Linked DNA regions of Mus musculus: region 1 is linked to region 2. The links are chromatin loops, found by intact Hi-C in ENCODE. Cell type or tissue: left cerebral cortex. All regions are shown on one strand.

Region 1 (8,000 bases), 200 kb after region 2:
TGAAGCATTCTAGAAAAATTGTTCTGTATTGGTTTTTTGAAGTCCTCACTGATACCCCTGGACTGATGAAATGTTCTTAAAGTCCAGCCTGTTTTAAGACCAGAGTTGTACAGACCAACTGTAGCCTTCCACATGGCTGGAGTCACCTTCTTACCCTGTCTTCTTCGCAGTGGATCTGATTGGTGGCTACAACATTGGTACTATCAGTCACGAAAGCCGGGTGGATTGGCTAGAACTTAACGAGACTGGACACAAGCTTCTCTTTAGAGACCGGAAACTTCGGGTGAGAAGGGTTACTCGGTCTTTAGGCATAGGATGGTCCAGAGGGTGTGAAATAAGCTGTTACCAAGGACTGTGGTGGGCAATGCAGAACTAGGTTCTTGGTTCTCTGTACCATTAGCATAGCAGAGGAACAAAGGACAGTCTGTATTCTATCACCACCTGTCCTGTGCACTGGACAAGAGTAAGGAGATCGTTTTATGATGGGAACAGAGTCAGGAAGGGCGTTTGAGAATTGGCTTCTCTCTTACTGTTCACAAGTCTGTGTCCTCATGAAGCTATGTCCCCCTTCCTCAGGTCTGGCTGACCTTTGCCCAGCCCCTCTCCACCAGTGCAGTTCAGCCACACTTAGCTCAAAGCATGGAGGCTGGCTTGAGTAATCCCTTGAGTAACCCTTACATAGTCTTTTCTCAGTATGGCATCACTAAAGAGGTTAGCCTTTCTAGTGATTGTCTGTGGGGCATTAGGCTATGCACAGACAGAGCATAGGTGGAACTCTGGCGGGACGTGGGCTGTCCTTCCCACCCCCTTCCCCTAGGCCCCTTTTTAGTTCCCTCAATTGTCCATTGCAGTGAATGAACCACTGTGAATTGGCCACTCATTTAGTTTTGTTTGGCAGCCTCTTTAGTCTGGTCCAGGCTTACTCTAAGAATGAAAGTCTGACCTTCACCTACCAATGCCTTAACTAGTGGGTCTTAGCTCATTTGGTCTTCTCATCCTTGACCAAAGTTAGGATATACCAATCTAGAGTAAACCCCAAGGGCTGGAAACTCATTTTGCCACTGGGGGAATGGGCAAAATCAGATGATGTCATCACACCCCTTTTAACTGTGCTGTCTCTCTCCTCTTCCAGCTGCATCTATATGATATTGAAAGCTGCTCTAAGACAATGATCCTCAACTTCTGCTCCTACGTGCAGTGGGTTCCGGGGAGTGATGTGCTGGTAGCTCAGAACCGAAACAGCTTATGTGTATGGTACAATATTGAGGCCCCTGAGAGAGTCACCATGTCCTCTATCAGGGTATGTTGATACCAGGAGACCCCAGACATGTGTCAGTCTAATTAATTAGAACCCTGAGGAGAAGACCATGCAGGCTGCTTTGTTTTCTCTGTGTACCACCCCTAATCTCTATGAGAAAACTGCAAGCACAGCCTGTATCCCCTCCCCACTGGTGGCCCAGCCTCCACAGTAGTCCTTGCTTAAGTTTCCTGACCTTGTATTAGATTCCTAGAGGGAAGCCCACATTGCAGTGACCCTGAGACTGTATGAAGTCGCCATGTGCAGTTCTCTCTAATCTAAATGAGATTAGATCCCGGTGGGAGGGGATGGTACCATATATTCACCCTTGTACCTGTTCACTGTTATAGGCCATTCAAATTCTTCCTTCCTCAAATTACACATAAAACACTCCACTGTCCCATCCCAACATCACACTGTCACACACACATATCCTCCTCCTCCTCCTCATCATCATCATCCTGTTAGCGATATCCTTGAAAGTTTAACAAGTACTTTAAAGGCTCAAGTTAGCCAACCTGTAACCTTCTCTCCCCTACAATAATAGGCCTTGGAACTCTTTAATTTTGACTACCTCCCTTTTTCATTTATTGTCCGGTATTTTAATTCTAACTTTAAAATTTTTTAATTACATTTATTTACTTGTGTGTATGTGTACACACACACACATTCACAGATACCACAGCATGCATGTGGAGGTCAGAAGACAACTTATGGGAGTTGACTCTCTCCTTCCACCATGTGGGTACTGGCATTGAGTACAGGCCATTAAGTGCCTTTACCCCATGAGCCATCTCTTCTAGCTTTTAGTTCTAATCGTTGCTGCTGCTGCTGCTGCTGCTGCTGCTGCTGTGCTGGGACCAAACCCACGGCTCTAGGCATAATGTGCAAGCTAGCATTTACCACTCTGCTTTTAAATTACATGCAGTGGGGTTCTAGAAGTAAGCCTTTAGTTTAGTTTTTTTTTTTTTAAGAAAAAGATTTATTTATCTTATGTGTATGTTAGTGTTTTACCTGCATGTATGTCTGTGTACCACATGCATGCCTGGTATCTGTGGAAACCAGTAAAAGGTTGGGTCCCCTGGAACTAGAGTTACAGATAGTTATGAGCTGCCGTGTGAGGGCTGGCAACCAAACCCAAGTCCTTTGTAAGAGCTAACCAGTGAGCGCTCTCTCCAGCTTCAACATTGAGTCTTTCAGTCTATAGTCTGGCTGCAAGCCCTTCCTAGTCTTGAACTGTCTACATTCCTGCCTTTGCTACGTGCCTCCATGCTGGAGTTACAGCCACCATGCCTGGCTCATACACTTTTGTTTTAATTCCCAAAATAAGCATCATTCATGTTCGTTTTCTTGCTCTTTCTCCCCGCCTCCACCCAATGACCTAGAACTGGGACTTGTTATGTAGCTCAGGCTAACCTCCTGCCTCGCTCTCCCTCCCTAAGTGCTGGTATCACAAGCCTGGGCCACCAGACATGGCTTGCGACATTGTTATTTTTTATGGACGGAACTTGGATTTGTCACCAGCATGTTTGCTTCCTACCTTTTCTTCCTACGCTGTCGTCTTCCCTCGGAAATGACTTTTCTTCTTGAGAAATCAATTAGAAATCCCTTAGGTGAGAGTCTCATTAGCAGAAAATGAAAACCTCTCAGTTTTTGATGCTCTGAACATGCTTTTGTTCTAAAAACAGTTTTAGACTCAGGACCTAAGTTTAGACCAACAGCTAACTTTTCCTAGTGTTTTGTAACATGTCATCCCTATAATTCATGGGCTTGTTCTGAGAGACTTATTAGCAGCTCTTTTCTCTTTGCTTGCTTTGAAGATCTTTTTTTTTTTAATTTCTAATTGTGTGTGTGTGTGTGTTTGTGTGTGTGTGCATATACATGCACACAAATGAGGGCAGGTACCTGCTGAGACCAGAGGAAAGCATCAGATCTCCTAAACTAGAATTACAGGCAGCCCTGAGCTGCCCGTCTTAGGTTCAAGGAACCAAACTCAGGTCCTCTGCCAGAATGGTGCACACTCTGAGCCCTCTTCCCAAGCCCTCTTTGGTTGCTTTTAAAGCTACTTTTCGCCGGGCGTGGTGGCGCATGCCTTTAATCCCAGCACTTGGGAGGCAGAGGCAGGCGGATTTCTGAGTTCGAGGCCAGCCTGGACTACAGAGTGAGTTCCAGGACAGCCAGGGCTGCACAGAGAAACCCTGTCTCGAAAAACCAAAAAAAAAAAAAAAAAACAAAAAACAAAAAACTACTTTTCTTGGGTGTTTTGACACTATACTATATCTTTTCTACATAGTATTTTTTCCTTGTGATGGCTTCTTGCTATATAGGACAGAGTGGCCTCAAATTCCTGGGCTCAGGCAATCCCTGCCCTGGCCGCCTGAGTGTCGGGGACTGTAGGCACAGGCCACTTCGTCAGATTAGAGGTTTGGGGGTCTATCTAGTGGATGGCTAGCAACTGCTCCTATGCATTGGAAGTAAAATGTCTAGTGCTGAGATGTACCTCTTGCCTTTATATATACATTTAAATGTTATTCCACTCGCCATATGCTGTGTTTCCTGTAACTGTGAACACAAATAGCCTCCACAGTCTTGGGAACTTGTCAGCCATCCTCTCCCAGCATTCTAACCAGGCGTATGGTGCACTTCTCCTTCTGTCTCGTTTGCCTTTTCAACCTCTTTTGTGTTTCTTTCTTCTTGCCTGTGAACATTCTGGGTGATATCTTTAGCTCCATCCTTCAGTCAGTTGAGCCTTTACACTCGTGTGCTACTCCAGCCGCCACTGAGGTTTTACTCCAGGAGCTAAAGCCGGGCTGGGAACTTGTCCATGCTCAACACCACAGGTTTCACTTTATAAAATTTCGTTTGATTCTTTTCCCAATATGCCCAGCCACTCCACAGTGTTTCCTTACTTAATTTCCCATGTCATCTCCATATCTTTGAACACCTAATATGTAATCTTACAGCAACACATTGCTTATTCTTTTAAAAAAAAGATTTATTATTTAAATTTAGATATTTATTTTATGTATACAATAGGTGCTCTGTCTTCATGCACACCAGAAGAATTAGATCCCATTACAGATGATTGTGAGCTAACATGTGCTTGCTGGGAATTGAACTCAGGACCTCTGGAAAAGCAGTCAAGTGCTTTTAACTGAGCCATCTCTCCAAACCCCATAACTGCTATTTTTAATACCTAAAATTCTTAAAACTCTAAAATTGCTTATAGTTAAAATGTATCCTTTCATACTGGTTGTAGTGGGGGGGGGGGGTGGCGCACAGGCATGTTCACACTCCTGTTACTCTCACTGCATCTTCTGATATGATTTTAGAGCCCCCGAGGAATGACACTCAAGCTTGTCTTCTGGCCTTCTCATGTGGACATGCACAGTCACCTGTGTACATATGCAGTCCACAGTCACACAAGTGTACACATACACACACACACACACACACACACACACACACACACACGTCTTAGTCATGTAGTACTGCTGAAGAGCTGGATGCCACTCTGTTAGTACCCTCCAGGCACTAGAGCTGACATCCGTTAACTTTAGCCCAAGGATACTCAGGCATTTTTATCAGCCTGGGAGACATACAGTGATAGGACACACCACCACTGTCATTCCCTCGGTATGAACCCCAGGCTAGGTGAGAGCAGGCCTGCTCAGTAGCTGGGGGCATGGAAGTGCTAATCAGGAATTGGGCGGTGGGGTGGCCTGTTTCAGGGTGATGTTGTCGGTCTGGAGCGAGGTGGTGGGAAGACAGAGGTCATGGTGACAGAAGGCGTGACTACTGTGGCCTACACCCTGGACGAGGGCCTGATTGAGTTTGGAACAGCCATCGATGATGGCAACTACACCCGGTGAGAGGCTGCTGACAGCCAAATGGTGGTGAGCGAGTGTGGGTCTAGGGGACACCTGCAGTGACCCCTTAAACTGCCATGGCTCACGGGGTCATGTGATTCTAGGAAGACCCTAGACAAGAAGGGCAAATACCTGTGGCCTTTGTTCCTCCCCTTTTCCTACCCAGCACCAGTGTGCCCCGGGCTCCTCTCTGTCAGATCCAGCTTCACCCATGCACTTTGCTTGCCTTCTTCTCCAGGGCTACAGCCTTCTTGGAGACCCTGGAGATGACTCCCGAAACAGAGGCAATGTGGAAAACCTTGAGCAAACTGGCCCTGGAGGCAAGGCAGCTTCACACTGCTGAGAGGTAAGAGCGGTGTGCATCTGAGATGCTGATAGCTAGGAGGCTTCTGAGTGCTCATCTGTGGGCTGTTCCTGCCCCGTGTGCAGGCACCGCCCCACCCCACCCCAGCCCCACCGCAATGCTATGAGCCCTCCCTGGTGTGCTTACACACACCTGCCCACCCTAGATTTGAAGAATGTATCTTTTAAAAAATAGTTTTAAATTTTGTATATAAGAATGTCAGGGTGTTGGTCTGTGCACAGGAGTGCAGGTGCCCACCAAGGTCAGAAGAGAGTGTTGAATCCCCTGGAGCTGGAGGCTCGGGAGGTTGTGAGCTGCCTTGATGAGGTCCTGGGAACCAGTCCTCTACAAGAGCTCCACACATTCTTATCTGCAGAGCCATCCGTCTAGCTTTGAATATGCCTTAATATTTTTTCTTCCTTTTCTTTGCAAGGTTCCCCTTTAAGAGGTTGGTTGTTAGCTAGGCAGTAGTGATGCACACCTTTAATCTCAGCACTCAGGAGGCAGAGGCTGAAGAATCTCTGAGCTCAAGGCCAACCTGGTCTACAGAACGAGTTCCAGGACAACCAGGGCTACACAGAGAAACCTTGTCTCCCAAACAAACAAACAAACAATCCCAAGTACTGAGACTAAAGCCCTGTGCTGCCACTACCACCTGGCTACTTACTCTTTTTTTTTTTTTTTTTTTTTTTTAAAGATTTATTTATTGTTTATTTTATATGTAAGTACACTGTAGCTGTCTTCAGACACACCGGGAGAGGGAGTCAGATGTCATTAAGGATGGTTGTAAGCCACCATGTGGTTGCTGGGATTTGAACTCAGAACCTTCAGAAGAGCAGTCAGTGCTCTTAACCGCTGAGCCGTCTCTCCAGCCCGGCTAGTTACTCTTAATTGGGTCTGCATTAGTCACTTTTGTATTGCTATGATACAACACCATGACCAAGGCAGCATATAAAAGCTAGCATAAAATATGCTTATAGTTCCAGGGGGTTAGACTCCATGATTGTAGAGTGAAATCGTGGTGGCCTAGACAGCTGAGAGCTCATATCTTGGAACCAGCAAGCAGGGAGCACTGGAGTTGGCTAAAAGCTTTTGAAACTTCAAAGCTTCACCCCCAGTGACAACACCTCCTAATCCTTCCCAAACAGTTCCACCAACTGGGGACCAAGCCTTCAAGCCTCTGAACCTGTGGGAGGCATTCTCATCCAAAGCACCCCAGAGTGTGTGAGGGCCTGTGTGTAGGTCTTTCCACACGAGTGCTGGTTCCCGCAAAGGTCTGAGGTATAGGTTCTCCTAGAGCTAGAGTTAAGGGCAGTTGTGAGCCTCCTGATGTAGGTATTGAGAATTGAACTCAGGTCATTGTAAGAGCAGTATACCCTCCTAACCCTCCTAACTACTAAGCCATCTCTCCAGCCTGCCCAAGAATTCCTATCATGCCTTCCATGTCTGTCCTGGTTGTGGTACACAGGTAATAGACAGGTTTATGACTCCAGAGTCCTTCAGTCCTTGGCTCCACTTCCCAGCAGTGATGATGTCATTACCATGTAGCATGTAGCATGTAGCATGTAGCATAAGGCAGTGTGGCAGTGGTGATGGTGATGAAGAACACTAAGAGAGTTAGTCCAAAAGGCTTATGGGGATATAAGTGCTCAGCACATATCAGCTGCTTCTAGAAAGTGACCTCCAGCTTTCCCATCCTCTCCCTGCCCCACCCCCACCCCCCGCAACCACACAGACCATCAGCAAGTCCTAAGGGCCCCATCTTATCTGTTCACTTTTTACTTTTTAAGGTGTATTTATTTTTATGTGTATGTCTGGTTTGCTTGCATATACATATCATGTGCCTGGTACACATGGAGGCGGCATCAGGTCTCCTGAAACTGGATTTACAGATGGTCGTGAACCTCCTTATGGGTCCTGGGAACCAAACCCTAGTCCTATACAAGAGCAACAAGTGCTCTTAACTGCCAAGCCATTGTTCCAGCCCTGCTTTTGTTTTTATAGCCCAGGCTGGCCTAAATTCCATATGTAGCCATGAATGACCGTAGAATTCTGATCCTCCTGCCTCTACCTCTTAGAGCTAAGATTACAGGCTTGCACCACCACACCCTGTTTATGCAGTACTGGGTGATGTGTGCCACCAACACCTGGCATAAACTTTCTTAAGATCATCAGTTAGAAGGCTAGAGATGTCGCTCAGCCAGTAGAGTACTTGCCTAGCATGCCTGAAGCCCTGGATTTGATTTCCAGTCCCACCTGTACCAGTCATTGTAGCACATGCCTATAATTTCAGCACTTGGGAGGTGGAGGCAGGAGGATCAGAAGTTCAAAGTTATCCTTTGACTATATAATGAGTTAAAGACCAGCCTGGGCTCCATGAGACCCTGTTTATAAAACAACAACAACAAAACTTAATGATTTTTTGCCCAGAATTTTCCAATAGCTTAGTGTTATATTCAATATAAAATCTAGACTGCTTGCCATGGCCAGC
Region 2 (8,000 bases):
ACTTATTTATTTAACATAAGTACACTGTAGCTGTCTTCAGACAAACCAGAAGAGGGCATTGGGCCCCAATACAAATGGTTGCTGGGAATTGAACTCAGGACCTCTGGAAGAACAGTCAGTGCTCTTAACCACTGAGCCATCTCTCCAGCCCATCAGAGTTATATTTTAACTCCGTTTAATTTGGTATAAATATACCAACTTTTGTATTTATTTCTTCTAAAAAGAACTACACTATCAGCTTGGGTGCCAATTTTGAAGCTAAAGGTGAAATTCCTGCCACTCTGTCATGGAGAAGTGGAGTCCACTCACACTCTCAGTGAGTCTGGGTGAGCCCTCCTGTGATGGTCTAAGTAAGAAATACGCCCCATAGATTTCTGTCTTACTCTGTTGACTAAGGCACCATTGACTGAGGCATCTTTCAGCAGAAAGCATTTGGTTGGGAGATTGCTTATAGGCTCAGAGGGTGAGTTCATGACCATCATGGTAGGAAGGATGGCAGCAGGCAGACAGGCATGGTGCTGGAGCAGTAGCTAAAGCTGACACTATCCACAAGTTGGAAGCAGAACCAGAGCTAACTGGGAATGGCATGGGCTTTTGAAACCTCCAAGCCTGCCAGAGATACACCTCCTCCAGGGTGGCCACCCCGCCTAGATCCTCCCCAACACTTCTACCAACTAGGAACTAGGCATTCTAATCCATGAGCTTATAGGTTCATTCTCATTCAAACCTCCAGAGTTCCTGTGTGAACACTTGGTCCCTCTGGGAAGTGGATCCTTACTGGAGAAAGTGCATCATGCTCACCACTGCTGCTATCCTTCCCACCGTGATGGTCTGGATATGCTTGGACCAGAGAGTGGCACTCTTAGGAGGTTTGGCCTTGTTGGAAGAAGTGTGTCACTGTGCGGGTGGGCCCAGTGTAGAAGAATCAGTTCTCATTGGTTGCAGATAGATCAAGATGGAGAACTCTCAGCTCCTTCTCCAGCAGCATGTCTGCCTGGATGCTGACATGCTTTCCACCATGATACTAATGGACTGAACCTCTGAATCCATAAGCCAGTCCCAATTAAATGTTAGCCTTTAAAAGAGTTGCCTTGGTCATGGTGTCTCTTCACAGCAATGAAACCCTAAGACACCCACCATGATGGAACTGTGAGCCCAACCAAACTCTTTCTTCTGTAAGTTGCTTCTAGTCATGATGTCACAATCACAGAAATATAATAATATATAATAATATAACTAATATATCTATGATGTTTTTGACTAAGAGGATGCTATGGAAGGATGCTGTAGAAATTGTGGCAATGAGACCTTAAAAGAACTGAGTCTTTTAGTTTTGTGTCTAAAGTTAGTCACATACATCCCATACTGGCTATCCAGCTATCCTGAAGAAAGATAGAGATCACACGGCAGGCCATGCTGAATGCAGCAGCAAAAGACATTGCAGTCCCATCCAAGGACTAGTTCACTGATCCCATGAATGATGTCAAATGATGCTGCATACGGCAGTGGAGCTGTCCTGATGACTGTTGACAGGTGTATGGAGGTACCCAGTTCTGAACAAGCTAACTGCTGCACGAGTCCTCCACAGTGAAGCAATCAGTAAGGACTACAGCAGATGCTTAGAGGCCTTTACTGATAGGACAGGGGGAGAATCACCTGGTTAGGACACTGGATACGATGGTACTTCTTGATATCCGTCTTCCACTTGTGCAGGACTTCCTGGCTAAAGGTAGGTAACCCAGGGCGAGTATATTTTAACTAGAATACAAGAAACATTGGATTGCAAGAATGCAACTCCCAATCAGAACAGAATATGCTCAAAGCTTCATACCTATTTTGAAAGAGTGGGAGCAGGAGAGTGTGGTGGCACTCACCTTTTATCCCAGTACTCGGGAAGCAGAGGCAGGCAGATCTCTGTGAGTTCAAGGCCAGCCTGGTCTACAGAGTGAGTTCCAGAACAGTCAGGATTACACCCGTCTCGGTGTGTGTGTATGTGTGTATGTGTGGGGGGGAGGGGAGAGGGAAAGTGATGTTTTGTATTTTTCATCATGTACATGTGTGTGCCTGTGTGTGGGTTTGCGAGTGTGAGCACAGCACAGGTACCTGCAGAGACCAGAGAAAGGCTTAAGATCGCCATGGAGCTGGAGAGCTGGAGTTACAGGCTGCCATGAGCTGCCAGCTATGGGTGCCACACAAATCCATACTGGGAAGCATTCTACACAATGATTACCAATGACACATGACCTTACCTTCCGGTCATCAGGTACCAGGTCCTGGAGGACCTTCCTCTTCGGCCATTCCTTGGTTAGTTCAGCGGAGGCCAGCTCCTGCAGATGGTACACAGCTATCTTGGCAGAACGCCGCTGAACTCGGCCTCCACCCTTTGCCTCCAAACTCATCTCCTTTAAACAGTCTGGCTGTTCTGACTCTGGGAAGAAGACCTGCAAGTGGGAGACATGAAAACATGGCTGACAAGTGGCTTCAGTCACAGCCAGTGATTAAACAGGAAGCCCTTCTTTGCAGGATGAAACCTGTGATGCTAGCACAGGGGAGTAGAGATCGAGATCCTCAGAGTTCCCTGGCCAGCCAGTCTAGCTAACAAAGTCAAGCTCTAGACACTCAATGCAGACCTGACTTCAGCATGCATGCTCACAGGTATGTATGCTACCCTTAACATACATGTTTGCACACACACAAACACACACACCACCACATATGAGGGTAAGCCGGCAGGCTGCTAAGCTTGATTCCCCCAAACCCACATTAAAAAGACAGGTGTGATGGGGCATCTTTGTAATCACATCACCAGAGTGGCTGAGACAGTAGATCTCGGAGGCTTTCTGGCTGGCTAGAGAGCCTAGCAGAAAGGCAAGCCTGAGGCCAAAAAGACCCTGTCTCAATGAAAAGGGTGGGGAGCTACTGAGGAATGACACCTGAAGTTGTCCTCTGTCCTTCAAATGCATGTATATACATACATACACACACATACACACACACCTGTACATTCATACACAAATGTTTACATGTTCAGGAACACATGAATACACAAGCTTGGAAATATAATATAAAAACAGTTAAGACACACACAAGAAAATGAAGAATAGAGACAGATTCCCACAAAAAAATTCTAAATAAGAGAGAATGTTTTAGTTTTAAATAAATATAATGGGGGTTGGAGATAGCTCCGAATTAAAAGCATTTGTTGCTTTTGCAGAGAACCTAGATTTGATTCCCAACACCCTCATGGTGGCTCACAGCTCTGTAACTCCAGTACAATGGGACATGACACCTTCTTCTGATTTCTGTGAGCATTAGGCACTCAATGTGATGCACACACACACACAGGGAAAATTCTTATTCACACAAAATAAAGGACTAATTAGGGATTGTGCAGATGGTCAACGGATAAAGAAGCTATCACATAAACAGAAGGACTGGAGTTTGTATCTCTAGCACCCACATAAAAGCTGGGTAGGCATAGCAGGCCACCAGTAACCCCAGCACGTAGGAGGCAGACACAAAGGCAAGCTGGCTAGCTAGACTATCAAGAACTGGTGAGACCCTTCCTCTATACATGAGTGGAGTGATCAAGAAGACACCCAAGGTCAGCTTCAGACTTTCGTATGTGCACCTGAAAATACATGTGTGTTTATACACAGAAAAACACACATACATGCTGTGGTGGTTTGAATTAGAATGGCCCTCATGAGCTCTGATGTTTGAATACTTGGTGCCCAGTTGATGGAACTGTTTGGCAAGGATTAGGAGGTGTGGCTTGTTAGAGGAGGTGTGCCACTGGAGAACAGGCTTTGAGGTTTCAAAAGACTCTTACCATTCCCAGTTAGCACTCCCCTCTACCCCTACCTTCTACTTGTAGATCAAGACGTGAGCTCTCAGATGCCCTGCCATGATGAACTCAACCTGCTGAACCCATGAGCCCAATTAAACACTTCCTTGTGAGCTGTGTTGGGGATACACAGAAGACACAGGTAGGAGTGACAGGCACAGCACACATCCTCAATAGCTACAGAAGAAGCAATACTCACAGGCCCATGCTCTGACCTCATGTGGTATGCAAGCCCAGCCTTTGACCTGTACGGTTTCCCACAGTGGTGACATTTCAGGGCCAACTTCTCGAGCTCTGAAGCCTCTTTGCCACACTTTCTAACATGGTACAGATATCCCATAATGCTGGTGAAGGTACTGGAGCAACTCTGAACATAGGAAAGAAGCCTATGTTAGAACGGTATATGTTTCACATGATCCCTAAATTTGTCAGAAATCACCAAGCACCACAAACCACAAAAAGACAGCGAGACAAGACGCTCACCAACATTTCCCACAAGCCCCTTCCCCTTGGCAAGTGTGCCTATGAGCCAGATGGCAATCAGCTCAGTGATCACTGAGCAAGTGTACCACACACCTACTCCAGGTCAGAACTTGAACTGTGACCCAATCCCACCCTGATATTATCTAGCCAGCAACATTGATCTCCTCACAGAATGAGCTCCTGACAATCATCTTCCTCACACTAAAGGATGGTAAAGAAGCCCCTTCGAGCAAAGAGGACGATGGGGAATATACTTGTGGAGAGGAGAAAAAAATAAAGAACTGCAAGACATCTGGAAAAGTAGGTTCCACCCTATGCCACCAGGGGGCAGAGGAGCAAGAAACCTGAAAGGGGTGAGCAAGGGGAAAGAACAACAGGAAGACAGACCTGAGACTCCAGGACAGTCTGCCGCCTCGGCTCTTACCTCACGCATGCACCGGAGCTTTCCCATTCTCTTTAAAACTGTTCGCAGCCTCTCCCTCTCACTTGGCTCATCTACTTCATCTCCTGCCTTCAAAATTGGCTGGAGTCAAAAGAAGCAAGTAAACGTGATCCAAGGAACAGAAAACAAAACAGCCCCCTCCAGAGCAATCAAGAAATTAACTATGAGCCATACTGACGCTGTTGAGTCTGAGTTCTGGCTCCATTTTCTGGATGGCATGAAGTAAATGCAATGGATACCTGAGTTCTGACCTCTTACCCCCCCACCCCCACCCCCAGTAGAGGAGAACTTAAACACACAAGTACCTATGAAAACCCAGCTCAAAAATTCCATCCTGTGCTATTCCAGCAGTGAACAGTCTTACATAGTTTCCTATGACGTGACAGAGCCAGAGCCAGCTTCACTGAACTATCTGTACTAAGTAAGAGCTACCCAAACACAGAACCCCAGCTGAGATGGAAAAGCTAGTGATTTGCTAGCTCCTCTCCCTGCATCTTCATGCCAAGATCCACAGCAAGGATCAGCAGCATGAACTGGGAAAGTATTTCCGGATGGCCTGCTGCCCTGGCTACAGCTTGTTTGATCTGGGCTTCCAAGCAGCGTGAAGGAGCACCAGGTGTGGGTGTGCGACAGTCTGTACGTCCTATGCTACAGCACCAGCAACAAGTGCTCTGAATGCAGCCACTGGGGCTGGATGGGAGGTCCTCACCGTCCAGCCTACAGTCTCCGAGATGCTTTTCTCAGCAGAGAAGACTCCAGTGGTGGGGTGCTCTCTCTACCCACCCCCAAGAATTCCTACCCAGGAGGACTTCCCAGATGTCATAGCTACAGCTGGGCCTTAGGTCTCCTATATGCCAGCCTTCTGCCAGATACTCCATCTTCCCCAGGTTCCACAGAGCTCCCCTCAGCCCTCGAAGCCTTCTGGACATTTCTAGTCTCTCACTTGACACAAGGATACCAAGATGGAGGTGGCATGGTAGACACAGACAAACCAGGCCTAGGATACTTCTTTCTTTTGCTTTCTTTTTTTAAAGATTTATTACTTTTCTCCCAACCTAATATTTCTATTGATTATTTGGGAATTTCATACAATGTATCTGAATCACACTCATTTTCTGTCTTTTGCATGCACCATCCTCTAATCTGCTAGAGATGTCTTTGCTGTTTTCACTAAGCTGACATGATGCCATTGTTACAGTTCCCACATCCTCATCCTGCTGTTTCTGGGTCTCCAGTCTGTAAGTGGAACTGTTGCTTGTGAGTGTATTTCCTTCTGTGGATAACTGCTCACAAGCTCTTTAGGGGCCCCAGCCTATTGTCCCCATTGTTACCCTTCTGAGGAAAAAAGAAAAAAAATTCATCATTTCAGACAATCACTATGTAGCCCTGCCAAATGGCCTTGTATTAGCTATCCTCCTGCCTCAGCTTTCTAAAAGCTGGAACTGTATAAGCCTGTGCACTGTGAAACCTTTTAACTCTCTGCTTCTTGCCACAGTTTTAATATTCCTTTCCCTGATGATCAAAAGGTTGACATTCTCACATGTTAACTGAGCATGCAGCTAGGTAGGTACAGTGCTACACTTCTGTAACCCCAGTCCTTGAGAGGTAGACACAGTAGGATTAGGAGTTCAAAGTCAGCCTCAGCTCCACAGGGAGTTTGAGGGCCAGCCAGGGGTGCAGTAAAATAATACACACAGTGATCATAGGCTCCTGCGTGTAAGAAAGCTGAGGCAGAAGGATTGCTGCAAACTCATGGCCAGTCTGCAGTTGTGAGTTTCAAGCCAGCCTGGACTATTGGGCAAAACCCGAGGAAGAAAGAGAGGGAGGGAGGGAGGAAGGACAGAAGGGAGGGATTTTTACATCATTTCTGGTGATCATGAATTATACAGCAATAAACCTGGGGTGCAAGTATCTGATACAGTGGCTTACAGTCTTTTAGCTATGTGCACAGGAATGGTTGTTCTATTTTTGGCTTTGAGGGAATCTCCATACTGACTTACATGGTGGCTCCATCAATTCACAGTCCCACTACCAGTGGATAAAGAAAAGTTTTCCCCATATCCCTTGCATTTTTAAAAATTAATTAAAAAACGTTTCCTTTAAATAAATATGTATTTGTGTGTTTGTATGTATGCATGCATGTGTATGTGGATCTATAATCATCACACAGGCTCACAGAGAACACAGGAAACTCTTACCAGACTATTATGATTGGCCATGACGTGATACTTCATTCCGGCCAGTGAATGAAGTTGTTTCCCACAATGATGGCAGGTAAACATTTCCTGAAAGGAAAAAAGGTCAGTGCTCAGTGCCTGAATGTTCAAAGGAGAAACAGAAAGTCACAAAACACCATAAGCTGAGCTAGTCACTAGCACGCGTCACTACTTCCTCATTGTGCTCTGGCTTGAACCTGATGTTGCCACAGGCTTGTGTGTGGAACACTGGGTCCCTGGCTGGTGTCACTGTTTTGGGAGGTTGTGGAACATTTAGGAAGGGGAGAGGTCTGGCTGGTGGCACAGGGTCACTTAGGAGCAGGCCTCTGTAGGTTATGACCCCGCTTCCCTCCTGTTCCAGTACTGATTCAACTGCCCTGTGAGAAGCTCTGACCCAAGTGCATGGTACCTGCAGATGAGTCAATGAAGCCAGTTTGGTTCCCTGGCCACTGAAGGGCTTCTACCCTCCCAAACCCTGATGTAAAGCAAGCTCCTCCCTTTAGCTCTTTGGGTCAGGTGTCTGCGCACAATGATATACAACGATGAACACATTAAAGCAGTTGTCACTTTTTTCTGCATTCCATGTATACACATTAAAAATGCAACTAGTAGTACAATTAAATAAACATGCAAACCCAAGCCTGTACGTGCAAAGTCTGTTTTCTCTACCATTCAATGCTACCCCAAGTTAGCTATAATAGACTGCACACAGTACCAGAAGTCTATAGTTTAGAAAAAAAATCCTAACAGTCATGAAATGCCACAAAATAGCTAACCTGTTTGCAGTTTTCCATGTGTTTCTTTAAACCCTCTATGGTCTTCCTCCCCACTGCCTGGCAGGTAGGACAGGACACACTGCCTTTATCCATGATCTCTAAGTACCACTTTTCCTCCATACTGCCTACAGTGGAAAGAATGGGACACTGTAATCTGCAGCATTCTTCAGAAACAGACAGCTTAAGTCCACAATTGAGGGCAATACTGTAAGTGGTTTGATGACGATGAACACACT

The links. Hi-C counts contacts between places; a loop is a spot of excess contacts. Peaks named below come from ENCODE experiments on the same cell type or tissue, not always from the same donor. Only the 100,000 strongest peaks of a DNase experiment are listed, where the experiment ranks them.
Region 1: a loop joins it to region 2, with 2.3 times the contacts of the local background. A loop is called at or near these places in 4 of 42 quality-filtered maps.

The regions. Positions count from the first base shown.
Region 1 is chr5:31,269,152-31,277,151 of GRCm38, reverse strand. Ift172 (intraflagellar transport 172) reads left to right here. Exons shown (of 48, transcript NM_026298.5): 15 at 171-283; 16 at 1,133-1,300; 17 at 5,029-5,165; 18 at 5,405-5,512. Among named protein-coding and RNA genes, the nearest start is that of Ift172, 18 kb to the left of the region's middle. In left cerebral cortex, no CTCF peak of the experiment used is centred here; a DNase peak (open chromatin) is centred at 3,907.
Region 2 is chr5:31,467,211-31,475,210 of GRCm38, reverse strand. It overlaps Zfp512 (zinc finger protein 512), which reads right to left. Exons shown (of 14, transcript NM_172993.3): 6 at 7,765-7,889; 7 at 6,971-7,057; 8 at 4,755-4,853; 9 at 4,047-4,214; 10 at 2,250-2,441; 11 at 1,657-1,758. Among named protein-coding and RNA genes, the nearest start is that of 4930548H24Rik, 15 kb to the left of the region's middle. In left cerebral cortex, a CTCF peak has its summit at 4,662 (motif pointing right); DNase peaks (open chromatin) are centred at 4,658 and 5,237.